4 separate regions of the Mus musculus genome follow, and all the other regions are linked to region 1. Evidence: chromatin loops called from intact Hi-C (ENCODE). Cell type or tissue: heart. All regions are shown on one strand. Each heading gives the region's core, and the rest is flanking DNA. Links, peaks and the distances in the headings are about the cores only. Region 1 holds the start of Sdhaf4 (succinate dehydrogenase complex assembly factor 4). Region 2 holds the start of Fam135a (family with sequence similarity 135, member A). Region 3 holds the start of Smap1 (small ArfGAP 1). Region 4 overlaps Smap1 (small ArfGAP 1).

Region 1 (7,672 bases), core at 1,239-6,238:
CCAAACCAATCCAGGCTTCACCTCCACAGCGTCACAAAATGGCTGGTCTCTGGTAGCCCCATACCAGGACTCCCCTGCTACAAGCCTAGCCTTTTAATTGTGGAGGAAGATAATCCCTTTTTGTTCTTTTTTCTTTTTTTATTTTAAACTCCAGATTTTATTCCCCTCCTGGTTCACCCTCTGACTGTTCCACATCCCACACCTCCCCATTCCCCTGTCTCCACTTGGATACCCCTGCCCCCCACCCCACCAGACCTCTAAACTCTGTGGGGCCTCCAGTCTCTTGAGGGTTAGATGCATCTTCTCTGACTGAACCCAGACCCGGTATCCTCTGCTGTATATGTGTTGGGGGTCTCATATCAGCTGGTGTATGCTGTCTGTTTGGTGGTACAGTGTTTGAGAGATCTTGGGGAACCAGATTAAGACTCCTGGTTCTCCTACAGGGTCACCATTCCCCTTAGTTTCTTCCAGTTTTTCCCTGGTTCAACCACAGGGCTCAGCAGCTTCTTTTGTCCATTGCTTGGGTGCAAATATCTGCATCTGACTCTTTTAGCTGCTTGTTGGGTCTTCTGGAGAGCAGTCATGATAGCTCTCTTTTTTGTGAGGGCTCCATACCCTTGGTATTAGTGTCAAGCCTTGGAGCCTCCCCTTGAGCTGGATCCCACTTTAGGCCTGTCACTGGACCTTCTTTTCCTCAGGCTCCTCTACATTTCCATCCCCATAATTCTTTCAGACAGGAACAATTATGGGTCAGAGTTTTGACTGTGGGATGGCAACCCCATCCCTCACTTGATGCCCTGTCTTCTTGCTGGAGGTGGGCTCTATAAGTTCCCGCTCCCCAGTGTAGGGCATTTTATCTAAGGTCCTTCTCTTTGAGTCTTGAGAGTCTCTCACCTCCCAGGTCTCTGGTACATTCTGAAGGGTCCCCACAACCTCCTACCTCCAGAGGTTGCCTGTTTCCATTCTTTCTGCTGGCCCTCAGGGATTTCAGTCCTTCCCCTGACCCAATAACTGATCATGTTCCCCTCTCCACCCCTCCCCATCCCTTTTCCCTCGAAGGTCCCTCCGTTCCCCGTTGTGGTTGCTTTCCTCTCACTTGGGCCCTTCAGCTTGTTGACCTTTTTGTGTTCTGTGGGCTTCAGTATTCAGCGCTTTTTTTTTTTTTCCGGTTAGTATCCACTTATTAGTGAGTACATACCATGCATGTCCTTTAGAGTCCGAGTTACCTCACTCAGGTGATACATTGCCCAAGCCTTGTGTAGCTGGAGCAGAATTACAGGCATTTCACAACACTGGTACAGTGGGCCATAGCAGGCAGTGACAGGGTATGGTAGATTGTTTCTTCAAGTGGAAAGTAAAACATCGGAAGTGTCTAAGAAGTAACCGGGGTGTTTCCCCACTCTACTCTCGGGACTCTTTCAACCCAAGTTGATCTCTCAAGACTGATTTTTGGAGTATATGACATCTTTTAGGGACAGCACATCCAAGTATTTGATCACCTGGTTCCAAACCCCAATCAGCCCATCATCCTAGAAGGCCAGTGCCTGGAAGATGGAATAATTGATACGATCAGTGGATCCTCTCAATAGCAGTCCCCTGATTTACATCCACAGGAAAAAGTTCTTTTGATATGCAATTTGTGTAGGACACTTTATGTAGTACAAAGCATTCACTAGGGCCACAGGTGAACTGTATGAAAGGAAAGATAACCAGGAAAACAGTTTGTTATGAAAGATAATGCAGTAAGGGTGTACCTGGTGCTAACATGCCAAGGTGTGCCCCTGAGAATTTATACCATGCAATAGATCTCCTATTGGGGGTGGGGGGAGAAGGGGAGTAAGGACCTGGAGAAGGGTAGAGGCAGACATGTAGACGGTGGGAGCAGAGCTATGAGCGCAGAGAAGAGGATGGAGCACAGAGAAGGACAGAAAGGAATGTGGGAGCAGAGCTGGAGGTAGTAGCAGGGGAAGACAAGCTGTTGCTAGGTCCCTGGGAGGCGTCTAGTGGAATCGCCTATAATCTAACACAGTTCAAACATAATTATTTAAGAGCAAGTTGCTACCTTCATAATTGGATAGGTGAATTGATTCTCTTGAAGTCAGCTCTGTCTCCCAGGCTGCTTAATACTATAGTGCAGGTTGAGAGCTGGTAAGATGGCTCAGGAGTTAGGAATATGGGCTGCTCTTTCAGAGGACCTGAGTTCCATTCCTAGTAACCACATGGTGACTCAGGACTATCTATAGAGGGATCTGATAACCTCTTCTGGCATGCAGGTGTACATGTAGACAGCACTCCTGCATTAAAAACAAAAAATACAAACAACACAAAACCACTCTAGTGATGAAAGACACAGATCAAGTCAGTCACGAGTTGCTAAGTTAGTGGTGCTAGCCAGTAAGTCCTGGGAGGAGAAAGACAGTTCAATGTACATTGGTGCCTTTGTTCTTATCACTGTGGCTATTGTATTAATGGAGCCACTGAGAAACACAGCTGTGCTAGGAGGAAGGTGAGGTGATCAAGGTGTTCTTGGGGGTCAGCACTCTTGACCGCAAGATGGGAATTTAATGGACCACTCGTCTGACCAGCTATGAGTTTGGTTTGTTTTCTAATAATGGGGGGAAACTTTTAGCTGTCATATTTCAAGGGTTTTAAGCTCAATATTTTTAAAAGATCTCTTTTGTACGAGTGCTTTGCTGGTATGATGTAAGTATGTTTGCAATGTATGTTTGTATGTATGCAAGTTTGCATGCCATGTGTATGCCTAGTGCCAACAAAGTCCAGAAGAGTGTGTCAGACATTCCGGAATTGGGGTTAGAAACTAGTTGCCATGTTGGTGCTGGGAATAGAACCCAGGTCCTCTGAAAGAGAAGCCATCTCTCCAGCCTGTGTTTTAAAATAATTTCTAACAGATCCCTGTCATGGAACAATCTCAATAATCAATTCACATGACAATATTTGAACGTACTAAAATTTTTTCAAAATGTGGGAATCTTCAATCTAATTAAATGTTTTATGTTAGGTATTTTTAACTACAGATTTATGGAGCAATTAAATTAGGGTGATTCAAGTTTCCATCTCTGTATTGGACTTTGAACTTCCCTCCTTAAAGCATCATACACTAAGGTGGTGTGAACTCTAGAATTTATTACTTTCGTGCAGGCTTTTGGTTTTGTCTTTTAAGTCCATCGGAATAGCTAAGAGCGCTGCCCAGGTACTGCGCAGGACCAAGGGCGAGGACTTGTGAGGACAAGGCACTGCAGGATTACCCGAGGCAGTTGAGCAGTTGAGGATTTCCAGGGACACAACGAAGCTCCGCCCTTCTCTGCCCTCGTTGACGCCTGCGCAGAGGGCGCGGGCTCCCCTGTGGAGCGCCCCTCCCACCTTGGTGCGCGTGCGCAGACGCTGTGGGAGCCGGCGCAATGGTCTCCACGACCCTTTCCGTTTCACGGATGACTTTCGTCTGGAGAGCAGCAAGTAAGGCCATCCGCCCGGGGTCCTGAGAGTTGGGGGCCCGCGTGGGAAGCCGAGTTCCGAAATGCGAGGGCGCAGGCGCGGAGACGCTGCCGCGGTGGCTACAGAAGCATTAGCGGTGCTTGGCGTAGGGTTTTCGAAAAGCGCCTCGCTCTTAGATGCGGCTAGAAAAATACGGAAAAGACCAGTGTCATTAATTTACAGGTTTATTTACATCAAGAATAATTTATACCCGGACAAGGGACGCATGCCTATAGACCCAGCACTAGGCTGGCAGAGGCATGAGGATCTCTGAGTTCAAGGTCAGCCTGGTTCAAACGTTGGGGAAGTGCACACGTAGAGCAAAGAACAAAATAAAAATTTCACAAAGCCAAGAACTGTTAGAAGAGATGCCCTCGTCTTTCTGTAGAAGCTAAAGTTTTCAGAACTATTGCATTCTTTCTCAATATACCCCTCAATTATCATATCAAAGAGCACGCAGAATGCAAGTTTACTTGATGATAACCCTGAGAAGTTTTGTAAACCAAAGACAGAATTACTGCTTTCATAACAAGTGGCCTGGTTTTTATTTTACTTTTTAATGTTTCCCTTCACATATTTAATACCTGTTGGCTGCTAAAATCTTAAATGATCTGTGAGAATTATAGAAACCGAAAGGGTCGCTCCAAATCCTTATTACTGTTTATCCAGCATTCCAGTGTTTTGAAACAAAAGAAACATTAACAAACCCGTGTACAAATGTGATAGACCTTTTCCATTAAGTGCCTGTATGAGGTTTTCTTCCTGGAAAGGATTTTATGCTGATTGTATTCATTGCTTTTTCTAACAACTCACAGTTCAAGATCATACCACCCTGAAATGTACCCTCGTGGATACTTGGACAATTCTAGAAACATCAGTATAGGCTGCTACACCTGCTGGTGTGTGTTTCCCCATGCCCCAGCACAATGGATCCTTAATGGATGCTGATTTAATGATTCTGCTGTCAGGATCAGGGCAAGCCAGGTGCTTCCTTAGTCAAGGGATTGAAATTAAAACCCATACTGATTATAAAGTAGCAAGGACACTTTATTTAAACCAGAGTGAAGGAGGCCTGATTCGTTGCCTCTGGTCTTTTATGGAGCTACAGGAAGAGGATAAGAGTAAGGGGCATATAGCTTGGGCGGTTTGCACTCTGATTGATATTTTAGGCAGCATTATCAATTTTGTGTATGTTCCTTCCCATAATGCATCTGACTTCAATAATACACCTGCCAAAATTGGCATGACATAGTAAATAAAAGATTTTCCTTAAAGAAAAAATACACTTTTTTGGCTCAGTTTATCTTACTGAATGTTTTACTGGCTGGTTTTGTGCGCCAACTTGACACAAGCTGGAGTTATCACAGAGGAAAGAGCCTCCCTTGAGGAAATGTCTCCATGAGATCCAGCTGTAAGGCATTTTCTCAATTAGTGATCAAGGGTGCGAGGGCCCATTGTGGGTGGTGCCATCCCTGGGCTGGTAGCCTTGGGTTCTATAAGAAAGCAAGCTGAGCAAGCCAGGGGAAGAAAGCCAGTAAGAAACACCCCTCCATGGCCTCTGCATCAGCTCCTGCTTCCTGACCTGCTTGAGTTCCAGTCCTGACTTCCTTGGTGATGAACAGCAGTATGGAAGTGTAAGCTGAATAAACCCTTTCCTCCCCAACTTGCTTCTTGGTCTTGATGTTTGTGTAGGAATAGAAACCCTGACTAAGACAGTGAGTAAGCACCAAAACCCAGTATAGGCCAGATGGGCCTTTCTGGCCCTGTATTGGAACATGGGGAGAGTACAAATGAATAGAATCTGTCTAGGTTTGTTATTTAGAGAAGAGAAAAATCCCATTGTCCAAAGATGGATGTACATACATCCTGGTGTTTGGAGGTATCTTATGTCACTAAGAGGTTGTTAGGTGCATCTCTTGGAGAAAAGTATGTGTATTATAGTATATATACACATACGGAAACTAAGCTGCCAAGTACATTATTAGAAGAGGACTCTGTGCATAATCCAAACTAGGTGGAGTCTAAGGTTGCTGAACTATCTCCCCTGTGCTTGACTGTCTCATCGCTTTATAGCTCTTCTTGAAAACGTGTAACATTGGTTATCTCCAAGGCAGGGAAATCTCCTCTCCATGTAGAATGAAGGGAAATACCCCATCCGTGTAGAATGTATGTGTTCAGAAAGGAATTTTCACTGTATGCCTTGTCCTTCTTTCTCCATTAGGACCATCTCTTCTGAATCATTCTTTGAGGAAAATGAGTTATCAGGAAGGAAAGCCTGAGCCTGCGAAGCAAGCCCTTAAGAAGTCAAAGCTGCCACTCGGTCGTTTTGACTCACTGGAGGATTCACCCGAAGAGAGAGAGCCACTGCAGAGTGAGTAGTGGTTAGTAAACCCCTGTCCATACTTAACATGGCAAGGTCGATGCTCATTACTGGAAAAGGTGAAAGAAGTGAAATATGGTCATAATTGTTATTATCGGTTATAAAGGATATAGTGAGTAAAAATACCATGTGGACTATCCATATGTGTAGTTGTTACTTCTTTAAAAAAGTTTTCGGTTGGTGAGATGCCTCCGTGCATGAAGTACTTGTAGGACATGCATGAGGGCCAGAGTTCAGATCCCATCACCCTTGTGGTAGTGGCTGCGGCAGGCAACCCACTACAATTTCACACTCAGAAGACACAGTGGATCCCTGAGGCAAGTTGGCTACCTAGACTAGCTAAGTCAGCAATCGCTGAGCTCAAATGAGAGACCTTGCTTCAATGTCTAAGGTCGAGAACAGTGAAGGGAGACACCTGAAGTCAGTCTCTGATCTCAGCATGCACATGCATACAAGCACATGGGTGCACACACAGGAGCACACATACATTAAACATGCATACACATATACATACACAAGTACACATGCAACACCCCCACCACCACCAAAAAAAAAAAGTCTTTCTAGAGCTAGAAACGGTGGCACATGTCTGCAGTACCAGCACTGATGCCCGAGAATCGGGAATGTGAGAGCAGCCCAGACAACACAGACTGTCTCAAAAAAAAGGGCTTCTAAGTTCTTAGTACTCACTTGGTTTTGGGCAGGGGCGGAGTTGTTTGTTTAGTTGGTTTTTACTGTGCTTTTATTATTCAAAAGGTAAAACATGTAAGATGAGATCTTCTTTGATACAAATAACAAACCTGCATTTGTTGAGGAAACTTTTGGCTGTTACGAAAGAAAAAGAATCAGCTGCAGTACGATTATGATTACCGTTCAGGGGAAAGCCGAGGCAGCGTTAAGGTCCAGGGAAGAAGCTGGCCCTCAGAAAACAACGGGAACTGCGTATTCGAGGGGAGACGTCTCCCATTCTCTTAACTAATATTAAACCTTCCTTCATCCCGGGTCGCCTGTCAGCTGGAACTAAAGGAGAGGAGCCTCTCTTCGCTACTGTCAGTCCAGAGCAGCCACACGTGGGCTCGGCTCTCACTTCTGATCTTAAGCTCTCTGAGGAGAAGGCCGGCCTGTAAGCAAGTTCAGCTCAGATACCCACAGCCGAGCCCCTCAGAGTGACCGTTAGATGTTTAGAGAGGAAACAGCTCAACACGATTGTTCTCATGGCAACACGGTAGCTAAGGACCCAGGACAGGTAGCTTCAAGATGAGCAGGGTTGGTGCACACCCAGGTGAATCTCTTAAGTTCAAGGCCAGCCTGGTCTACAGAGCAAGTTCCAGGCCAGGCAGGGGGTACACCGAGAAACACTGTCTAAAAACAAACAAACAAACAAACAAACAAGGGCTGGAGAGATGGCTTAGTGGTTAAGAGCAGTGACTGCTCTTCCAGAGGTCCTGAGTTCAATTCCCAGCAACCACATGGTGGCTCACAACCATCTGTAATGAGATCTGACGCCCTCTTCTGGTGGTAATGAGATCTGATTCCCTCTTCTGGTGTGTGTGAAGACCGCTACAGTGTACTTATGTATAATAAATAAATAAACCTTTAAAAAAAAAAACAGAAGCAACAACAACAAAAAAGAATGAAGAGCTTTAAATGTAGTTATAAACTAAACATAATTTATCTTTGTTTTTATTTTTAATTTTAATACCTTAATTATGCATATATGTACATGCATGTCTCTTTCTGTGTGGATATGTGCATGCAGCCAGAACCGTGGGATCCCTGGAGCTGTTATGAAAACAGTCG
Region 2 (7,672 bases), core at 1,512-6,511, 95 kb before region 1:
ACACACACACACAACTCTGGTTGCTAAGGAGTCTCTGGCAATGATACAGAAACGAAAGTTTGTCCCCTAGAATGTTTTCCCTTAACCTGCAAAAGCAAGCACGTGGCAAAAATCCTCTTCAAGATGTTTCTACAAATAGACTCACCCGGAAGCTGACAGTGTGCTCCTGACCCAGATTAGTTCAAATTGCATTTTTTTTTTTTGCTGAATAAATTAGAAAAGTAATTTAAATAGCCTTTCAAGATGTAATTGAATTTTAGTCAACAGCCATGCCACCCTGAAATTGATCAACCTGGAGGCTAAGCAGAGCCAGGGCCTTTTAAGATTTGGCTGGAAAGTTTTAAAAATTAAATTCCCCTTTTTTCATGATTCTGTATGTTTTTCTTTCTCTGCACCCTAGATATTACATTCAACAAATGTAATATGATACATTTCAAAAATAAAAAACATAAGGATAGACAAACTTGTAATTGGCAATAAAGGAAATTAAGCCTAATGACAGCAGAGTATAAAAGTGTTATTTTATTGTTGTGGCTTTTCTGGCTACTGTATTTATAATGGTTGGTCCCATGTAAAACCTAGAACTGAAAGGAACTTTTCTCTAGAGAAGAATTTTAAATGTTTAATTTTGCATTCTATATGGACATTTGAGTTTAGAGTTGTATGGATTTTTAAGTGACTTCCAGCAATCATTACAAATATTGTCCTAGAAACTCAATCTATTTAGGGAAAGAAATATTCAGAAGCACGGGCCTTTTCTTTTTTTTAAAAAGGTCTTTATAAGAATAAGTTTTCCAACACACCCACGAAGCAGCCTATTCCATCTATAAATCAGAGAGCTATAATCATTTTCATAAGGTCACAGGTTTTATAAAACATTTCAACTTTTTAAATTAAGTAATGAATTCACGAGATAACTGAAAAGAAGCACACAACTTTAAAAATTCTACAACTGAAAAGGGCAAGAACACTGAGTTTTGATGTTAAACAAACAAAAAAGGTGACACACGTACAAACGGCAATAGTTTTATTTGATACAGGTAAGAATGTTTTCTTTTATGCAGGCTTTAATTCATAGTAAATTAGTGTTTAAATAACTTTAAATTTGTTGCATGACTATTTTATATAATATTTGCAAAGACTGTCATGCATCAAATAATCTAAAGTTGACAGCCCTCCTTTATTCCATTCGTAGTATGTTTTGATCCCTTTCTCTAGTCTCACTAGAAGTAATGCTTCTTTTTGTCCATGTCTGACTTTTCCTTGGAGTTGGAAATCATTTTGAAATAGAGAAGTATTTGGAAACCCAATCGGCACATGGACATGAACTCTACGGGAGACACAAGAAAGCATCCAGTAGGACTGGGGGATTCTAGGCTTGGTGAGTCCATCCTGAGAACCCAGATTCGAGAGACAGATCTCTGTACCCAGGGAAAGGGGAAGTGGGCAGAGGTCTGTTTCAGCTATGGTGAAGAAGGCGGTTCATCACTCTTCCTATGAAAAGCTCTGATGTGAGCCACAGAGCCGTGGCTGGAATGAGCTAGAAGGTCAGGACTAGTGATAGGGTTTGAATCATAAGACATATGAGTTAGTCTCTCTGGTGCGTTTGCTATGGCAAAGCTGGTAGTAATTAGCATAAACACCACATTACAGAACACCATGGTAAGCTCTAGGCACACTGAGAGGAGAATAAGCCATGAAGTCAAGTCATTGCTGTCACTCGATACTATGTAATTACACTCTACAGGAGTGACTCAGAAGTGTGGCGGTAGGAGGGGCGTCTCCTGTCTGACAGCTTCTGATCCGAGCAAATGCTTTGCCACTTGGAAAACCCATATCATCTGAGTTGCAATCCAGACGTAACTGCTTGAGCCTTTCCATACCGTGCTGTAAAAAGCACTCTGTAGTCCAATCAGTTGTGCAGTCTCAAGGTTCTCCTGGCAATGCATTATTAAAGACTATGCCACATAGATTATAAAAGTGCATTTATTGTCTATAGATTCCAATCTTCTCCTTTACTGCGTTCACTAAGTAGCAAAGTCTTCTCAGTCCTCATTATCTCCATTCAACAACGAGATGCAAGTCATGCCACTAGCTTAAAAAGAAATTCTCTCATATACTTATTGAGAAAAGGGATCACATTGTAGCTCAGGCTGCTCTCAGCCTGTCCAGTGCAGCAATTACAGGTGAGAAGCCTGAAACACAGCTGAGTGCTTTCTTTTTAACTGGAGGATTGGCATGGTCACTGTCTTATACCATTCTTTTCCCAGAGAGACCACAGCCATTAAGCCATGAAGTAACATCACAACATGATGAACTAATATATTCGCCCTTTAAACCCGAAGCTGTTGTACCCATAAAGGAAGTGCTAAACTTAGACTTCGCTTGCCTCAGTCTCATATTTGGTGTTAAAGAAATATAACTTCCCAAAAATACCTTACCATTGTGCATTGTGGACACCCATCGTAGTAGATATGACTCTGTCTGTAAAAAACAAGAGTAACTGTACCAGAAGGATCATTTATGCAAACATTATCATAAGGTGACACGGGCATTCCAATCCTGTTCAAATTTTGCCCAAAAACTGAAGAAAAGCCAGTGGTTAAATCACATTTAACACTTGGTTTCAAACGGCCTAAGGTACAAGGCCACATCACCACTGCCAAGTGGACAGAAAGGTTTCATTCATGTTTATTCTAGCAAATATACACAATATTTGCCATTTTTAACCATCTTCAAGCAGATTATCAGTGGCATCATGTTCCCTCACATTATATCTAAGAGACACCACTCTCTCCTCCTAATTCATTTTTATCACAAGCTGTGTTCTGTTCTCCCCATTCATTTTATCTTGAGCTGTGTGAAAGTGTTACAGCTCTGAGGGAAATTTTCAGCTGTTGCTGAAATTCCCAACCTTGCTTGAGTCACACACAGAAGCTTTAACGAGCTATAAAATGTCCTGCTGGTGGCCCAACTTGAGACCCATCCATGGGCAAGCACCAAACCCTGACACTATTATAAGGATACTCTGTAGGCTCCACCCAGGAGATGATTCAAACCGAAGCAGACACCCACAGCCAAATAGTGGATGGAGCGAGGGGCCTCTTATGGAAGAATAGGAGGAAAGATTGCAGTCCTGAAGGGGATAGGAACTCCACAGGAAGACCAACTAACCAGGACCCTTGGGGCTCTCAGAGACTGAACCCCCAACCAAAGAGTATACACGGGCTGGACCTAACCCCACTTCCTCCAGCATGTGTGGCTGATGTGTGGCTTGGTCTTCATGTGGGTCTTCAACAACGGGAGGGGGAGGGGAGCTACTATCCCCAAAGCAGCTCCATTTATGTGGGATATGTTTTATTAGCTGGGCTGCCTTGTCCTGCCTCAGTGGGATAGGAAGTGCCAGCCTCACAGACTCAGAGAAGGGAAGGGGGAGTGGGGGAAGGACTGTGGGAGGGGAGGGGATCTGGAAGGGGGAACCGAGCAGGATGTAAAGTAAATAAATCTTTAAAAAATGTTCTGTTCGGACAGCGGGAAAGAAGAAAATGAAGTTAATCAATGAAAGACTATGGGCTTCCGTTAATGGAATTTAAGACCTGAAAGCTTCTATTTAAGATGTCATCAATCAAGACACTAATAGATCAGCTGCACGCATGGCCACACCATGGATGGCCCCATTAGCGACTGCTGGGGCAGCACCGACCCACTGCCCTGGCAGAGGCGCGAGGGTCGGCTCTAGCCATGGCAGCAAGGAGAGAAGACGTAGATGACTTCGAGAGAAATCTCCTCAGTCTTCAACTGTCCTTTCGCATCTCTTGGGGCCCTTTAACTCTCGACCAGTGGTTCACACTATCCCCCCCCCTACCCCCAGCTCCCACCCCGGCTGGGCTCGCGCTTTTTATTGACGCAAGTCTCCCGTTCTCGCGGGAACTCGGGAGGGGCGAGCCGGGAAGGGAGAACAAATCTTCAAATCTCGGTTGGCGCCGGGGGCCCGCGGCAGCTGAGTCTCCTGGGGGGGCGGGACTTGGAGCCCAAGGGGGCGGGTCCTCGCCTCAGAGAAGGCGGGACGTTGCGGGAGGGGGAGGGGAGAGCCCCAGGGGCGGGGCCGCGGGCCGGGACCTGTTGAACGCAGGTAGCGCTCGGCGGCCCGGTTCCCTTGGGACCGACGCGACTGCGCATGCTCGCCGGCGGCTCTGGGCCGGGAGCCGAGCGCCGGAGACGAGCCGGCTCTTGGCTTTGCGGTGGTTGCGGGTGCTGCGATGGCGATGTGAGCGGGCCCGGGGCGGGATGGTGCGGACCTGGCTAAGGACGCCTACCAGCCGGACGCAGAGCTCCTCCGTCGCACAGGCGCCAGCCGAGGCCGTGCCGGTTGAGAGGTGAGCCCCTCGCTGTCCGCGCGACTCCCGGCCCCGCGACGCGGGCCAGGTCCATCTCCCCCGCGGGGCCGGACAGGAAGTGGCCTCCTCGCCTCGTCTGCCTCTGGCGCCCTGGCCTCAGTCGGAGCCGGGTCCTGGGCCCGCTGAAGGTCGGCGGGGACGCGAGGGGCGCGGCGCGCAGGCGGGTGCCCCCGGCCGGCCCTTGCCACTCGTCGTGCCCGGTGTCCCGCCGGCTCTCCGCCCCACTCCACGGTCGCCGCCTGGTCCTTCGACCCTCATTCGCTTCCACCCGCGCCCGCGCGCCCTTTGGCTCCGGGGGTCCCTCGACGTCGGTCGAGCTCTCCGCTCGGTCCAGCTCGGTCCCTCGACTGTGCATCCCCAGTCGTTAACCTCTTGGCCGTCGCCGATCAGTTTCCTCGCTGTTAGCACTATTTTCTCCTTTGGCACCTCGTTCTAGCTCTTTTGTTAGTTACTGACTTGTGGGAGGGTGGGCTTTTTGGCCTTTTGCGTTTTGTTGTTGCGTTTAAGCATCTCTTTGCTCCAGTGTCGAGCCTTGCCTTCAGAGGCCCTCACTCTCTTAACCTCTTTTGGTCCCCCCGCCTCATTGCTTTCGGTCCAGCCGCTCCTAACCACCGAACCGATTTTAGTTCTTTAATGTTGGTGTTTTGTTTTTTAAGCCATAAAACTCCTTTTTCCTATATGTGTGGATGGAACCTCTTTTTCAGTCCATATGTTTTACTTTTTATTACATCCCCGAAGAGTTGTAACAACCTCTGTTCTCTTCTGCTTTCTACGCAAGCTAGGGCTATGCCTAGTATCCCCACTGAAGCTTCCAGAGCAGTTTCTTCATCTTTCTTCACCAGAAATTCTCTAAAGAATGGCAGCTCACTTGATTGGATCTTGAATTACATGTACCAGTCATGTTATGAGAAACAAACTGGCCATTTATAAAGAGTTAAGATTTGCCAGAGGTCAGTGCTCCAGTAAATAACAGTTGACCAGGAACAAATCTGAAGTGAAATTTAACAAAAATTACTATATAAAATGTATTGATTTGTTGTTTTACGATTACGGTTGGTTACATCATTTTGAGCTTGTTCTATTTAATAAATGCGTACAGTTTTTGCGAACAAGAATAGGATAATTGCTTATCAAGAAAGAAGTATTTAATCTTTTGATTTGGGCAAAAGAACTTAATACATTTGGGAGCTTTTCTTCCCTCCATTTTGAATCCAATCTAATTGAAATGAACCTTGTGTTTCTGTTGACGATGGTGTAGTGTCACGCTCTGGAGGCATCTGCTGAGGCAGTTACTGTCAGTAAAGTTTGCCTTTGTTTTAGGGTTGAAGAACAACTGGATTATGTATTTCATTCTGGAATCTCAAAGCAGCCTGCAAACAATAAGTTCTTCCTTAAGTTATCTATGTCAGGTAGGACTTACATTGTTTTAGATTTCTATTTTAAGAAGAAAAATACCAAGGCAGGGGGAAAAAGGAGTAGTTTCTTGTTCAGAGTGGGCTTAAAATTAAAAAAGTAGAAGAACCCGGTGTAATTAAAGAACATTTCTCTTAAAAGAACTTGTATGTATGATGAAGTGAAGAACTTTTCCTATAGTTTACATTTTAATGCTTTTTCAAATGCAAATAGGTGATTGCTGTTTCTCAAAGATGCTTGCTCTCCTTTAAAAACCAGTCTCTTTACTTGTAGGGAAATATCCATTAGAAAGTTACCATCTACAAATTCTTAGTATTATAGTGAGCTATGTTAATTTTCTTTGAATTGAAATAAGGGATCTATGTTATACAGCAGGCGCAAGAGTAAATGTGAAAAGATTTGAACCCAGAGCATAACTCAGTAGTAGTCTGAAGAAGCCATCCAGCGTCCCCTCAGTGTCTCCACCTGTAAACTGTAGTAGTAACTCGGGCAGCCCAGTAATCTGTCTGTAATCACCCCTCATTTAAACACGTTTAGGGCCACCACAGACAAAAATTGCCATGGAAATACATATTTTTGTTTAATTAGATACTAGCAACAATAAAGTTACTAGTACTTAAATCCCTAAAGATTTAAATCCCTAAACAGTTTGATGTCTTTTTTAAAATTTCATAATTCTATAGACTATATCTAGTAGAATAGTAGTGAACTCTGAACGAGCTTAGATTAGTTAATGTTCAGACACAATGAGCAGGCGTTGGGTCACTCTTTGTTTGCCCGGAGTCGATCCTGAAAGGAACTGTAAGAGTTCTGTCTTTAGTGACTCTAGTTTCCTGTTGTCTTTTATGTTCCCTTTAGTTTCTGTAAACGAGAGCCCCTTGGACTTACGGGTCAGTCACGAGAGATTGTTTAGGACATAGAGAAGGCCAGGATTGCCTTTGTTTTGGATTGAGGTATGGAGGAGAAAGCTAGTGAACTTTGTGATATGTACATGTGTTTGTTTAAGTGAGCAGAGATAAAGCATAGAGCCTTAGACTGAGTAGCTCAGTTTGCTTTGAGTGTCAAGAAGGTTAAGGACCGAGGAGGAACCAGATGCAGAGCTGGGATACAGAGAGCATTCTTACTGGATCCAGACGTTTTCAAAAAAGTTACAGTGTGCATGTTGGTAGGCTGCATGCTTTCAAGAGTGTAGTTAGGCTCTTCTATACAGAGGTTGCCTATTTTAAGGATTTTCAGTTTTTAACATGTACCTAAGTGTTCAGGTGTAAGGGCCAGGTATACTGTCATTAAAGGGTGTATCCTATTTAAAACTCTTACCCAGTTCTTGTTTTTATCAAACCAACTTTGTGAATTATCTCTCAACCAAGAGACAGTTCTAAGAAACTTACAGTGTGGATTTCCTTTTATAGAGTTCTATCACACCAATCATAATTCAGAAATTATTTCTAGAGTATCTTGTGAATATGGATGTCTGGGTTTGGCCAGATGCAGTGGGTTCTCACTAGGCATTTAGAACATTTCTGTTCAGTTTTATTCATGTCCTTTAGCAACACTTAGTTTAATCTGTCCTAGAATTGGTGTTTCCTATTGAATCCTCTGCGGGTTATGCTATGGTAGGCGAGTGTAGCATTCATAATTACTGTTAACAGCAGTGGTGACTGTCACACGCGATCATTGATGTATACAATTTGCCAGTAAGCTATAGACTTGGAAGGTGTCTAAGTAACCTCTTCCTGTCTAAGTAACAAGTCAGGGATCATCATCAGTGTAGGACCATGGAAGCCTGTGTCCTCTGCCCTTTTTGTCCTTTGCAATGGCAAACTCCAGGTTTTCATGCTGTCCTCATCCTTACTTAGCTCTAA
Region 3 (7,672 bases), core at 1,195-6,194, 83 kb after region 1:
ACGACCAATTATGTTAATATGCATGCCCAATTATGCATTGGCATAAGATGTTAAATAAGAGATTCTTCCTAAAAGTTCACTTAGAGACATGGTTTGCCTTATTGTGCATGTACCGAAAACTTGTTCAAGCTGGATAGTCCCCTGCCCTTACCCAGACTGTCTTAGTTAGGATTTCCATTGCTGAGACGAGGAACCAACCAACATGTCGGTTCACCACCTGTTGTGGGAAATATTATAAAAGACCCGCAAAGTTCCCATGCTACTGCCTGCCAGCTGTCTCTAGCTAGCCCCTGCAGGGATTGACCACTGTGTACCCAGCTCTGGTTTGCTTGTCTCTGGAGCCATTAGTTCCCTTTCTGCCATAAACCCCTGTAGTTGACGGTCCCACATTTCAGTAACCCAGTAAATAAAAACCCTGGAAGCTTATAATTAACAAGTCAGATTTATGTATCAATAAATTCTCAACTCGTAAGATGTCAATACAATAATTTCAGAACCAATTGATAATGATAAAAGCTGCCCACCTAGATTAAACAAATTATCCCAATTATTCTATCCTTTATGATATCATAACTACCAGTGGCTAATTAAAGCCATGCTGTTTCAGGTTCTTCTTCCTGTCTATCTGCTTCTATCTTGGCCCTTTTTCTCTCCATAGAAGCTCTCTGTCTCTGCAACTCTTAGCTTCTCCTCTCTTTCCCTGTACAATCACTGGCCTTCTGCATCACACTCCTGTTAGTGTGATTTGACAGGAAAAATTCTGTCACACATCATGACCAAAGAAACTCTTATAAGGGACAACATTTAATTGGGGCTGGCTTTCAGGTTCGGAGGTTCAGTCCATTATTATCATGGCAGGAATCATGGCAGTGTCCAGGCAGACATGGTGCTGGAGAAGGAGCCAAGAGTTCTACATCTTGATCCAAAAGCAGTCAGTAGAAGACTGACTTCCAGGCAACTAGGAAAAGGGTCAAAGCCTACTGCAACAGTGACAAACTTCCTCCACCAAGGCCACACCTCCCCGGGCTAAACATATTCAAACCACCACATTTACATTATGACTCATAAAAGTAGCAAAATTATAGTTATAAAGTAGCAACACAAATAATTTTATGGGTGTGTGTGGGGGTCATCACAACATGAGGAAATATATTCAAGGGTTGCTTTACTAGGAAGGTTAAGAACCTCTGTTCTAGTGGAGAGCACCACAGCCACGAATATGTGGGCAGTGCAAAAAAAAAAAAAAAAAAAAAAAAAAAAAAAAAAACGATCTAGTGACCTCAAACCTCAAAACCGCAACACACACACACACACACACACCCCTCAGATCAGAGGACATTAGGTTGAGATAGGGTTGTAGAGGAGGAGTATGTGGTGGGAGATACAATAAAAATGCATTGTATGTATGAAACTCTTAAGGAATTAATAACTTTTGTTTTTAAAGGGAGTCTCTCTCTCTCTCTCTCTCTCTCTCTCTCTCTTCCAGGTTGCTAAACTACATTTTCGGTGTTTCCTGCCTCATCTTGTTGTCATAATGTGGTGGTTTGATGAGACTATCTCCCATAGGCTGAGATGTTTGCATAATTGGTCCCTAGTTAGTGACACTGTTTGGGTAAGTTTAGGAGGCATGGCCTTGCCGAGGCAGTATGTCACATGTGTAAGGTTTGAGTTGTAAAGCCTTTCTGTGTTCCCAGCATGCTCTGCTTCCAAGATAGCCTCCAGCTTCTGCTCCAGTGACTGTGTCTTCTGCTCTCTGCCAATGCTTCCCTGCCATGATCCGCTTTTATGTCTTTGGAATCTTAAGCCCAAGAGGGATAGGTAGAGCGTATCACAGAGAATCCTGCTTCCTGCCATTCTTAGCATCTCTCCTACCTCAGGCCAGGGCTATGTTTATTCTACTTACATAAGGCCCACACATAGTATTGCTCATACTTACTACACAGCAAGCCGAATCACTCCAACTGTTTCACTGAGTTCAACCTTAGTAAACCTGATGGGCTATCATCGAGAATGTCTTCCTTTTTAAAACTGTCTTTCCTTGCAGGGAAGAATGTCGTTTACATTGTGTTATGTAGGAACATCTTCTGAAACACACTGTCAGTTTCAGAAGCCTTGTGCTTGGCCTTCTTGCAAAGGACCATCACAGCTGGGCCTGTTGACTATTTATGTTCCACCATAGGGAGGGTATATGGAGACTTATGGAAGGGAACCCCTACCACACTATTCAGTCACTGTTGTATGTGGTTCTGCCCTGCTTGTATCTGGTCTCAGGGAGGGGCTAGAGGATATACCTGGGGGAAGATGGAGGGAGGGAATTCCATGTCAGGTTCCTAAGGACCATCATCCTTGCTATGTGCAGACCTTCCAGTGTGGCTATTCTAAGGTCATCTATGCTCCTATCCATACCCCTTACCAGTTGCTCTTTAAGCCTAATAAGCTCATTGGTTCTCCTGGGTGAACTTTGTTGGAATTATACCTAAGTTTGTCTTTAGGATCTTACGAGAAGGAACAGGCTTAAGTTTCTCCCAGGGAAGGGATCCTAGCAGCACACAATTTCTTAAAGTGACATCCCTTTAATAATTCACTTTTTGATCACTTTCCCTCTTCCTAGGCGGGGTATATTGCCTGGTTTTAACTCTTCCACTTGTAGCATGGCCAAGTGACTTGACTGTTTTGCCTCATTTTCCTGTATATGAGATTATCAATATTGTTGAGGGAGGTAGGGTTTATTACGTTACCTCTCCCCCCCAAACATGTCTATTTTCCTCTAAAACGTAAGACACTTTTAGCCCCATTTCATTCCATCCGCTTCTAGTATACCGTTTCCAAACTCCCGATGCACACACATGGGATGCATCTACCCATTATAACTATATATATATAACTATAATTTGGACATTTCCAGTGCTGTGTACACAAATGCAAAGACTGTGAAAAATGCAAAGACTGTGAAAGTCGCTTCCCGGTAAAAAAAAAAAATTCTTCCACTTTCAGGTCTCTAGAGGCTTCAAGCGACGATCAGGTGTCAAGAGTGGGGAATCTCGCCCCGGGGAGCGTCAGACGCTTCTCTGGAATCACCTTGGGAGTCTCCCGGCACGCGGGCAGCTGGGCGCATGCGCAGCGCCCAGCGCTGCGTCCTCCCGGAAGCGGCGGCTCTTCCCGCCCCGCCCCTCGCCGGCTCGGGCGGAGCGTGCGGCGGGCCCGGCGAGGAGGCGGGACACGTCGGCGCTGGCTCGGCCGCCGCCGCCCCTCCTCCGGTTCCAGCCGCCGCCGCCACCGCCGCTGCCGCCGCTTCCTGGGCCGAGTCCGTCCGCGGCCCCAGCGGCGTCAGGTGCCCTCGCCCGCCCGGCCTCGCCAGCGCCGTCCGCCCGTCCGCTCGCCCGCGTCCGGGCCCGCCGCCCCGCCGCCGACATGGCGACACGCTCCTGTCGGGAGAAGGCTCAGAAGCTGAACGAGCAGCACCAGCTCATCCTGTCCAAACTGCTGAGGGAGGAGGACAACAAGTACTGCGCCGACTGCGAGGCCAAAGGTAGCGCGCGGGCTTGGTGGCCGCTCGGCCGGGGCCTCCTGCGGCTGTGACCTTCCCACCCTCCGCGGCGTCTCGTCCGCGCCGGCTCTCCCGGGAGGGCGGGCGGCCTCTGGCTCTCGGCTAGCACGGAGGTCGCGGCCTCAGCCTCCGGCTCGGAGCCGGCGTCGCGCCGCTGCCACCGCCTTGGGCCGCCGGCTGGGCGGTGCTGATAGGGCTGTGGGAGCCCTCCTGCCTCAGCCTCAGCGACTCCGTGGGTGGAGTCGCCCTTAGGTCCCTGTCCTCTTGGCGACCCTCCCTTCCTCCCACGAGATCGCGTCGTCCTCCCTTTCCCCAGTGGTGCGGTGTCCCAGATGGAGCCCTACCTGCCTGCCCACCTGACAGCTCTTGCACAGGGCGTTTACTTCTGTTTCTGAAAAAGAACAGTGTTTTGGGGTGGTTTGAGATGTCACTGCATAACATAATCGAGATAGGGTTTTCATTATTTGTGTATACTATGTATAACACACACACACACACACACACACACACACACTCACACTCTCTTATTCTGGATGTTATAGTGTCCTAAGGAAAGTGTGTTATGTTCATAAAGAGTTCAGTCGTTAGATTCCCCCAGACGACCCATTGGCGAATTTGTGGACACTGGTCTGTCCACTTCATAAATGTGGAAGGTGCATTTTAAGATACTGAGAAGAAGAAGAAGAAAAAAAAACCCCACTATTTTTAGTTCAGGTGGAGGTTTCTGCTTGAGCCTTTGAAATAGATAAATTATTTTTAGCTGATAGTTTTTGTTTGGAGATGTGGTTTATTTCTAATGTAAGTAATATCATGGAGAGTAATGGAGATTTAAAAATCCTACTTCTATGTAGTTAGGAAAATGTACATTTGATTTTTCTCTGGGAAATAGGTAGTTGCTGGGAGCAGAGACAGCCATTGTGAGCGAGGATTAAGATTTCTGCATTATTTAACTACTTTTCTAGAGTTTTTACTGTTTTCTCTCAACACTGAGCAAAAGAGTCCATTGCAGTAGGCTGGGTTATATGTGAATAAATTAAGTCTCATAACATCAGCATCATCTCTCTGTCATAACAGCTACTTCCTTACTGGGCGAAATCACATGTACACACTTTAATTGGGATTTTTATGAAGCACTTTACAGCATTATAGTAACTTGACTGTGAGGTTATCCCATGTAATCCTTAGGCAAGGCATTTAAAAGAAAAGGCATGCCTGATTTTTGTAGTAATATTTATTTGCTTGCTTGGTACTTGATTCTTGCATGTGGTTATTAGGAAATAGTGTTCTGTATTGAAGCTCAGTCACTCTCTTATCTTTTTACTTGTAAAACACTTAAAAAAAATAGGTTATTAGAAGCTAAGAAAAGGAACAAGGGCCAGAGTTAGTTTATGTTTCATCACCTTGAGTCCTAACACAGTTAAGTAAAGACTCTGGTCTGGGAAGCTGTGGCTAAAGAGCATCCAGGGCTGCAGAGATGGTCTAGGGTCAGAACACCGGCTGCTCCCGAGCCACATAGCAGCTCTCTCTGTAACTCTAGGAACAGCAGGTCCCAGGCCCTCTGCTGGCCCCTGTAGCCACCAGGCATGCAGATGGCACAGAGACATGAAAATTCATACACATTTGTAAAAGAATTATGTAAGTCAATGTAAGCCAATAATTTCCTTTCATGAATAGAAGTAACTTAAAAGATTCAAATTTCTTTCTCCAAAGGGGTACTGCAATCAGATTTTCAGATTTTCACTAAATGTGTTAACCTTTTTTTTTTTTTTTTCTGTTTTTGGGAGATGGAAAGAAAGCAATTACGTTCTTCTTTAATTGGGTAAAGAAGTTTTACTTCTGAACAGTAGGCAACATTTGTTTTGATCACTTTTGTGTAACCGCGTGAATCCAGTCCATGTATGTGGAATGAATAGCTTTTTATTTTGCTCTTGTTTAGTCACTTAATTATGAATTTTCTCTTTTCTTGAGAAGTGGGAAAAGTGGGATAGTCTAGTATCAGTAGTTCAAGGGCTCCACTGGAAGGCCATGGGCTCTGTTGTCAGTGACTTAGAAAGATTATGAATTTCAGCCAAACCTAGAATAATGGTTGTAAATTATTTTATTGTTTTATTTTGATACTTAAGGAAATATTCACTGGTATGACCATTTCACATTTTACTTAGGATTTATAGGGTGTGTGTGTGTGTGTGTGTATGTATGTGTAAGATGCATTTGTGTGTACTGTGGGATCAAACACCATTGATTTCTATGTGGGAGGCAAGCATTTTTCCACTGTTACATCCCTCCTCTTTTTTGAGATGGGTTTGTCATCCTGGTTAGCCTCAGTCTTGTGATTTTCCTATCTTTCCTTCCTGAGTATGCATACTATACACTGTATAACTTTATACACTTCTTGTAAAGTTTTGTGCTTTTGGTATGGGCGAGCCCATTTTGACATATTCTTAGAGTAAAATCCTCCTTGGCTTTTTGTATGACTTTGAATCTGTTGTTCTATATGTCAGTAACCATAATAAATGTAAGTGGTGAAGTTCTGTTTTCTTACTTTAAAAGAGTTTCCCATTATTCTGTGAGAACATGGACCTAAAAGAAAGCTTAGTTTATCATCTGTTACCTGAGTAGAGTTAGCAGAGGAGTGCCGGTTGGATTTTGACACTTTCTTAGTCATTAGCTTGTATGTCTGGTACTGACAGTATTAGCAAGGAAGGAGGACATGATGGCACAGGTCCCGGCTCCTGCTCTTGACCCTGTTCTTCAATACATTGTACAACTGGAGAGCAGGAACTGCCAGATAGAGCTGCCTGACTCCGGCTATCACTGTGACTCTGCAGGAGTTGAAAGCAGTTCTCATGATTATTAATTGGTGGCAGTATGGGTAGCGAGGATATGGAGTCATTTTAAATTTGCCATCTTAAATTTACTTTTCAGAATTTAAGCTTCATTCATAAGTAATACTGGCTTTGATTTTTTTAAAATATGTAAAAATTGGAATGAAAATGACTTTCTTGCTCAGTAAGTTTTAGGGCAGTCAGAGACTCAAGGTTTTGAACCCTAGAGTTAATTTTTTCAGACTTTGTAGTATTCAAAGGGTATGCTGCTTTCTTAATTCAAACACTTCTTTTTTCCACAGGTCTTGAGGACAGTTAAGAACTGGATTAGGTTTTGGTACAGAAACTTTTATAAGACTGAAAGGAGTATGTTTAATGGAGACTGAACATGGCAATATTCAGAATGAGTGATTCTGAAACAGTATGCCAAGTGTAACGGTAGCGGCTATAAGAAATAACCTTCTCGGCCGGGCGTGGTGGTGCACGCCTTTAATCCCAGCACTCAGGAGGCAGAGGCAGGCGGATTTCTGAGTTCAAGGCCATCCTGGTCTACAAAGTGAGCTCCAGGACAGCCAGGGCTATACAGAGAAACCCTGTCTTGAACCCCCCCCCCCCCAAAAAAAAAAAAACCAAAAAAAAGAAATAACCTTCTCTTTCTTTCTTTCTCGCCCTTTCCCTGGGCCTTGACCCTTGCTCACCAGCTCTGATGATTCCTCAAAGCCTTTGTGCTAGTCCTACGAATGAGCCTTCTGGCTTCTGTTGTTTCAGCTTTTGCTCATCTTTACATTTTGCTTAAATGTCATTTCTAGTTTCCCTTCAGCTTCCCAGACTAAGTTTACTTTTATTTGTACACTTGCGACATTATTTTAAATCTTACCACACTTATAATTAGAACATCACTGAAGTAATGGTTGGGCACTCCATATTTCTATTGAATTGCAGCTTTGAAGGAGAAGTCTTGTTTATGTTGCTCAGAGTAGCTTCCTCAGCCTTAAAGCACAGTGAATGAGTTTGGTAGGAAAATAGAACTCAGCAAATACCTTTTGGTTGTATGAATGAGTATAAGAATGAACAGTCAGAGGCAGTGAGTGTGAATGAGAGTAAGTACATTGTAAAAGGGCGTGGCGTTGGGGGACCCTGTGAATCACAGGAGACTTGTGAGTTGAAGGTACAGTGAGCTTTCACTAACTAGAGCAAGAATTAGACGACACTGCTATATACACCCAGGGTATGGTATATAGAAGGTAGAAGTGGTTTCTATATGGCCGTTTTATTTTGGCGAGCTGTCTTTGAAAATGAT
Region 4 (7,672 bases), core at 1,285-6,284, 99 kb after region 1:
GTCAAGTTGACATAAACTAACCACCATAGAGTTCTTTTTTTTAATTTTTACTTTTTGTTCTTCTCTCATGACTGAGAGAACACCCTTCTTCCACGCTTCTCAGACTACCCTCCCCAGCCCCAGACCCACTCCTCTTTTCCCGCCACAAAAGAACAGGCCTCCCGGGGTTAAAAACCGAATGTGGCATAACAAGTTTCAGTAAGACTAATTAGGTGCACATCCTTATATCAAGGCTGAATGAAGGAACCCAGGAGGAGGAAAAGGGTCCCAAACACAGGCAAAGAGTCAGAGACAGCCCCTTCTTCCACTGTTTGTAGTCCCACAAGACCACGAAGCTACACAACCATAACATATATGCAGGAGACCTAGTTCAGACCCATGCTGACTCCATGATTGTCCCTGTAGTCTCTGCAGCACAAGGTTCTTAACTATAAAGAAACCAAATGGAGTTTTTAGTTTTCCATCTTCCAAGTACAGAAGAAGGCACACCAGAAGTTCAGTGCAATAGACCATGGGCAGATCAGCAGAATTATCGGTGGCCTTTGCCTTAGCAGCTGCATCACAATGAGTGGAACACACACAGCTTGGCCTGGAGAGAACAAGATTCCTTAGACAGCCATTTAAAAATGAACCCCTCCCCCATCGTCAGATGAACAAGGTGAATCAGCTTATGAGGGAATAGAGTCCGAGTGTTCTGAAATATGAGGGAACAATTAGGAGATGATGTCATTTGCTGAGAAAAAGGCCAATACCGAGCTGTAGGAAACTTAAGGTTATTCTCTGTACTGAATATTTGCGACTGGTAAGTATTTTTAAATACTCTAAGGGTATTTAAAAATAATCTGTCCCTGACTGCTAAAAAAAATCTAAGCTTATAAATATTCATGATAGCAAAGCTTTATGTGTATATTTAAATTTCCACAGAATAAAATCTGAAGTGTATGTTCATGTGTATCAAATTTAAAACTATTTGATCTATATTTACTGTAGTGATGGGACTAGCTAATATTCCCCTCATTAATATGCTAGCTGGCTGACCTGTTCCCAGTCTGCTATTGGGTTTTCATGTTTTTGATAAGATTCTTTGATTTGATTGAAGAAATGATTATTTTGCTATTATATATTTTCACCATAGTTTTATGGTTAGAAAAGTTTAGTGTCCTTATTGGTCATTTCTGTTCTTTTGTGAGCTGTCCTTCAGTGGGAGGGAGAAAGCTTCATAGTTTTGTCTTGGTTACTCAGTCAGACCAAGAGAATAGAAAATTCTAGACAGCTTTTATTAGACTGGGCATGCTAGGCTCTAGCCATCTAGTCCTGTATTCTACTCATTTTAGGCTATGAATAGGAAGCAGTGGTATATTTGGGATATTGTTTGGTGTCTGATCTATATTGTAGTTATGAAATTATAGGAAGCTTAGAGGTGTCTGGTCTGATCTCTCCATATGAGACAGAGATATACCTGCTCTTGCTGACCTGCCAAAACTGTGGAGTAGTGAGGTAACATGCAGATTAACACGCTCCATGGAACCTTCATAAAAATGATAACTCAGCTTCGAGATTCTTTTCCTTTTCTTTATCCATTTTGTTTTTTTAGTTTTCATTGTACATAGTACTAAAGGAGGTAAGTTTTGGATGTTGATAACTTCGTCAAATTTCAAATGACATCATTTGAAAAAAAAGGTATTATAATGCGTCCTAACTTTATACAACTGTTTAGTTATTTTGTTAAAATATGAATCAGACAATAATGTAAAATCTTTCAAAATTTGATTCCTTTTTTATGATGGCTGCAGTGTTATCAAAGCAAATGGTTAGCTCACTCAATAAACTTGTAAACAGTGTAGAACATACTTAAAAGTATTTAGCTCAGTGGTAGAGCACTATTTGCCTAGTGTGCAGAGACTTGGACTCAGTCCTCAGCACCACACAGAACCAAAAACTACCAAAGAAAAACAACAATAACAACAAAAAAGGAAAGCTTGTATGTCTAGAGGGAAATTTTACAAAACGTTGATAGAATATCTTGAAGGGGCAAAGAAAAAAACAAAGGCTATAATGTACTTGCTTACCCACTTGTAGTTTTTAAAATTGTTTTAAAGTTAACATAGGAAGTAATAGATTTCATTATTTTACTTTTTGCACCTTTATGTCATTGTCCTTTTTTTCTCATTAATTTCTTCATCACACCTGCCCCTTTCTTTCCCTAGTCTTTTTTGCTTTCATGTTCCCCATTATTTCCATACCCCCAAGCCTTCTTCCTTCTTCCTTCGAGGGTCATCTTTTTGCTTTCATGCCCTACAGGAAGAAAGACACACATAAACACATAAACTCATAGACACACTGTCTAACTGATTGATATGTACTGTTCTGTTCGCTCCCCATTTAATTAATTTATTTCCTGATGATTATTCTTGCTATTTACTGCTTCTGCGTGTGGGATTTTCTTGGTTTTGTTAGATCTTGAGCTCATTAGGTTAGTTGTTTGAGATTTTTTCATGTAAGCTCTTATAGCTATCAGCTTTCCTCTTACTACTGTGTAAGCTATACCAAAGGCTCTGATACGTTATGACTTCATTTTCATTTGGTTCTAGGACCTTTACATCCCTTTTTGAGCATCGGCAGTGAATTGATAGGGCTCTGTTAGAATTGAGAGGCCAGTTAGTTTGATGGTGAGAACAGAGTCTTCACTGCTTGGCTGTTGGCTCTGATTGATTTTTCTTTCTTCTCCTTTCCCTTCTCTTTCTCCCCCTCTTTTCTGCCTTTTCTTCATTTTCCCTTTCTTCCCGCTTGTTTAAACTCTGAACTGTAGTGTCATTCATTACATCTGTGATGAAACCCATATTACAGGGTATGGAGGAGCTTATGAAGTAATGTCTAGTAAATATTTTGGTAGAAGAGTAAGGCTTTGTAATTATGCTCATTTTATACTATAGAGACAGTCATGAGTTATATCTAATTTATGAGTTATGTCTTAGGGTGTGCAAGAATACTTTATGGAAGGTTCAAGAAAAGTAATCATTTTACAGAATAAAAATTGTTTTTCTATTCTCTAGAATAGATATTGATTAGAGATTATGCAGCAGAAGCCTGGCTGTGGTGGTTTGAATGAAGACCCCCCTCTAGTAGTAGGCGCATGTTTGGATACTTGCTCTCCAGTTGAAACAGGCAGGGCATTAGCAGAGTATATTCTGCCTGTATGTATAGGAAGTGTTGGGTAAGCATGCAATGTTACTGATTAGATTTTGGGAGAGGGCTTTTAATTGAAAAGTTGATTTTTGACAAGGCATATGATCAAACTTAACTGAGAGTTGGGCAGAGTTGGTTCAGGAAGGGAGAGCTCCAGGAGCAGATGTGCATTCCTCCAGAGACAGGCCTGCCTCAGGAGAGAGGAGAGACCGAGGCTGCTTGCTTTTGGGGAGTCATTAGCAGAAATGAATGTGCCAGAGCCATAACTACTGGACTAACTAGATGCTTGTCTGACTTAGAGGCTAGATGGCCACGTTTAGCAAGGAGGGAAGAGAACCATGGAAGACATCTGAATCAGAAGTCGCAAGACAGAAGGAATTTGAAAAGGCAATCTTCTTAGGAAAATTAAATATAATAGGATATAGAGGAAATTAAGAGTTCATTTTATTTTATTTTTGTAATTTTTAGTTGATATAAAATTATTTTCTGAGATGAGCATAGTGGTGCATGTACAAGCTAGAGGCAGGTGGTATGTAAGCACCGTTTCTCAAATACTAAATATGCCTTTGTCAGTTTTAGCACCTTTTCAAAATTTCATTTATTTTCTTGTGTTTAATTTACTTTTAAAAACAAATGTTTATTTTGTGTTGGAATTTAGATAATTTTCTATCTAGAAAATGGTTTGTCATTTATTTTTAAGCTGAGGAAATAATTGTGTGTGTGTGTGTGTGTGTGTGTGTATCCCTTGAAAGATGATTTCACCTTTTATATATTTTGTTTTGTTTTGGGGATGATAGTTAACTAGAATAAACAGTTAAAATGTACAAAACTAGGGTTTTAGGGATATTATTCAATTGTCAATATACCTTTAATAAAATATACATTCATTTTTAGAACAAAGTACAATACCTTTTGTGTAAGTGAATATCTGATTGATTGATTGATTTCTCACAGTAGAACTTAAACATTTAAGAGTATTGTGGTGTAATGTATGCCCTCTGCTGGTGAAAATGTATTATTGCTAACTAAACAAAATCACTTTAGTAATTCCTTTGAGTGGAATAATATTTTGTAACTTAAGAGTGATTATAAAATAGAATTTGGGAAAAATACCCTTCCTGTTTAAAAGGGATATGTTCTTTTTGCATAATAAATTATATAATAAATTGTTTTGTTTAAAGTAGTGCCCTGGTTGAGAAGTACTCACCTACTGTACTGATGATTGTTACTGCATTGTGGCCATGTATGTGCGAGCATGAGTGTGCGTGCCTCTGTGTGTGTGTGTGTGTGTGTGTGTGTGTGTGTAGTGGTGAATTTCTCTGTGGAAGCTACTATCTTTATCTACCTATTTAACTGATTTTAAACATTCAGTTTGTTTCATTAGCTACATTTCAAGATTTAATAGCTATGTTTAGCCAAGAACTGTGATTCTTGTCAATGCAGACTGTATAGCCTGTATTTAATATCACAGAAATCTTAAAAGATATTTAAACTGTAAAATTTTTATATTTTCATTTTATTGAGGCAGGGTTTCATTGGGGCCCTGGCTGGCCATAGTGAACTGATCATATAGTGGAGTCTGGCCTTGAACTTCTGATGGACTTTTTTACTTCCCTACCATTGCTCTTACTCTGCCTCCAGCATTTTCCCATTTCAAATTTCATATAAGGGTTATAATTTTCATGAAAGCACTGTTCTTAAACTAGTAATGAATTGGTTTATTTGAAATATATTCTTATCAGTGAGTACATATTGTGTGAGTTCTTTTGTGATTGGGTTACCTCACTCAGTATGATGCCCTCCAGGTCCATCCATTTGCCTAGGAATTTCATAAATTCATTCTTTTTAATAGCTGAGTAGTACTCCATTGTGTAAATGTACCACATTTTCTGTATCCATTCCTCTGTTGAGGGGCATCTGGGTTCTTTCTAGCTTCTGGCTATTATAAATAAGGCTGCTATGAACATAGTGGAGCATGTGTCCTTCTTACCGGTTGGAATATCTTCTGGATATATGCCCGATAAGTGGATATTAGCCCAGAAACTTAGAATACCCAAGATATAAGATACAATTTGCTAAACGCATGAAACTCAAGAAGAACGAAGACCAGAGTGTGGACACTTTGCCCCTTCTTAGAATTGGGAACAAAACACCTATGGAAGGAGTTACAGAGACAAAGTTTGTAGCTGAGACGAAAGGATGGGGACCATCTAGAGACTGCCATATCCGGGGATCCATCCCATAATCAGCTTCCAAACGCTCACACCATTGCATACACTAGCAAAATTTTGCTGAAAGGACCCAGATATGGCTGTCTCTTGTGAGACTATGTTGGGGCCTAGCAAACATAGAAGTGGATGCTCACAGTCAGCTATTGGATGGATCACAGGGCCCCCAATGGAGGAGCTAGAGAAAGTACCCAAGGAACTAAAGAGATCTGCAACCCTATAGGTGGAACAACAATATGAACTAACCAGTACCCCTCGGAGCTCGTGTCTCTAGCTGCATATGTATCCGAAGATGGCCTAGTCGGCCATCAGTGGAAAGAGAGGCTCATTGGTCGTGCAGTTTATATGCCTCAGTACAGGGGAACGCCAGGGCCAAGAAGTGGGAGTGGGTGGGTGGGGGAGTGGATGGGGGAGCGTGTGGGGGACTTTTGGGATAGCACTGGAAATGTAAATGAAATAAATACCTAATAAAAATATATTTTTTCACATATAACACTTTCTCCATAAATAATGATGAACTAAAGGGTTTTTGTTATTTTTTATTTTTGGAGGGTTTATTTTTGGTAGGATAGAAGATGGTTAAAATTTTGTGGTACTACGCAGTTTACTTCAGCTTACATGTATTTACTGCTAAACTATTACAGTTTTCTCAGTATAAAGTATTGAGTATTTCTAGCATATGGCTTCTTTGTTACAGATATTTGAGCTAGAAAATAATTAGTGATTATAGTTGAGGTAAAAGCTACTTTTTCTTTTTGGTAGGTTTGGAATGGAAAGAAGTGTGAGTCAGTACATAGAGACCTTTACGATAGAGTGAATGTTGTATAGTCTGTATTCAGTTGGTTAAAAAAGTCATAGACAGTTGATCCAGTTTCTGGTGACGGTGACAGTGACATTTTATAAAACTCTGGGCTATCACAACCAGGAGGACATTCACCAGTGACTGAGGTTTACTTATTACACTCAGATGTGTGTGTATAATATATATAACATGTAATATATGTATCTGTATACAGCTTTTTTATGTGTGTAGCTTCATAGATGTGCGTCTCATATGAAGATATGGAAGAGTTACACCATCTTAAGGACCTTAGTCACCCTCTCATAAATACACAAACCTTTCTCCCAGGGTTTTTTTTCCCCACATTCCTAACTTCGGCAGCCTTGGGTTTCTTTTCCACTTCAGTGTTTTATTTCATTTTAAAATGTTGTAGTTTAAACTTTAAAATAGAGAGATTGCTCATTTGCCAAGAGTGTGCACTGCTCTTGAATAGAATTTGTCTTCAGTTCCCAGCACTCAGGTTGCCTGGCTCATGTAAACACATGCACACAAAAACAGACACACTGTGCTGCTTAGTTTTTGTCACCCTGATACAAGCCTAGACACTCTTGGGAAGAAGGAATCTTAGTTAAGGAGCTGCTTCCATCAGATGGGCCTGTGGGGCCTGTGGGGCCTGTGGGGCCTGTGGGTGTGTCTTTGAGACATTGATTGTTACTTGATGCGTAGAACTCAGATCACTGAGAGATGCAAGTGGTCCTGGAGTGAGTGATAATTGTAGCTAAGAAGGCCATGAAGAATAAAGCAGTAAGCAGTGTTTGTTCTCCATGACTTCCGCTTCAAGCTTCTGTCTTGGTTCTTGCCCTGCCCTTTCTCTGAGATGGACTGTAACTTGTAAGCTGAATCTTCTAGCCATGGCGTTTATCACAACAGGAAGCAGACTGAAGTTCCATTTCTGTGTTAAATGTCCAACAGTACAATTTGCTGACTTTTATGGTAATTGCAAACCTAAACTGCCTTTAATTTTTTTATAATCATTTTGTATTCCTATTTGTTACAGTTTAAACTTGAGATACCCTCTCCAGGCTCATATCTGAATGGCTGACCAGTTGGCACTAGTTTGAGAGGCTCTAGAAAGTTGGAAGTGGGGCCTAGCTGGAAGAAGTAGGCCTTAGGGGGTATGTCCTGGAGTTATATTTTTCCTCTTGTCTTCTGCGATGTGAGCAGTTGTCTTCTGTCAATACTCTCATGACTGTGATGCCCTGCTCCATCTCATTCCATGTAACGTATGAACCACACCCTCTGGATGTGTGAGCTGAGATAGTTCCTTACTCTGCTGGCATCTATGTCAGATTTTTTTTAACAGATGCAGAAGTAACTTGCAAACTACTAATGTGATTTTTTTTTTTCTGTTTTTATCTGTTTTGTTAAATGTGTAGTGCTAATTTGAAAGTTTTTTACTTTTTACTTATTTATTTAT

Evidence for each region. A loop is a pair of places that touch in the nucleus more often than their neighbours do. Peaks named below come from ENCODE experiments on the same cell type or tissue, not always from the same donor. Only the 100,000 strongest peaks of a DNase experiment are listed, where the experiment ranks them.
Region 2: it touches region 1 in a loop (5-fold over the local background); 7 of 42 quality-filtered maps call a loop at or near these places.
Region 3: it touches region 1 in a loop (3-fold over the local background); 26 of 42 quality-filtered maps call a loop at or near these places.
Region 4: a loop joins it to region 1, with 2.5 times the contacts of the local background. A loop is called at or near these places in 13 of 42 quality-filtered maps.

What each region holds. Positions count from the first base shown.
Region 1 is chr1:24,001,348-24,009,019 of GRCm38, reverse strand. It overlaps Sdhaf4 (succinate dehydrogenase complex assembly factor 4), which reads left to right and starts at 3,380. Exons shown (of 3, transcript NM_026503.3): 1 at 3,380-3,474; 2 at 5,714-5,863. The coding sequence starts at 3,420. In heart, for the core only: no CTCF peak of the experiment used is centred there; a DNase peak (open chromatin) is centred at 3,359; H3K4me3 peaks cover 1,391 bases; H3K27ac peaks cover 1,052 bases.
Region 2 is chr1:24,096,765-24,104,436 of GRCm38, reverse strand. It overlaps Fam135a (family with sequence similarity 135, member A), which reads left to right and starts at 4,096. Exons shown (of 21, transcript NM_026604.4): 1 at 4,096-4,376. In heart, for the core only: no CTCF peak of the experiment used is centred there; DNase peaks (open chromatin) are centred at 3,326 and 3,956; H3K4me3 peaks cover 2,585 bases; H3K27ac peaks cover 2,157 bases.
Region 3 is chr1:23,917,895-23,925,566 of GRCm38, reverse strand. Smap1 (small ArfGAP 1) reads left to right here and starts at 3,186. Exons shown (of 10, transcript NM_028534.3): 1 at 3,186-3,529. The coding sequence starts at 3,412. In heart, for the core only: a CTCF peak has its summit at 5,116 (motif pointing left); a DNase peak (open chromatin) is centred at 3,196; H3K4me3 peaks cover 2,631 bases; H3K27ac peaks cover 1,270 bases.
Region 4 is chr1:23,902,793-23,910,464 of GRCm38, reverse strand. The region is part of intron 1 of Smap1 (small ArfGAP 1); the gene reads left to right. Among named protein-coding and RNA genes, the nearest start is that of Smap1, 16 kb to the left of the region's middle. In heart, for the core only: a CTCF peak has its summit at 4,199 (motif pointing left); no DNase peak of the experiment used is centred there.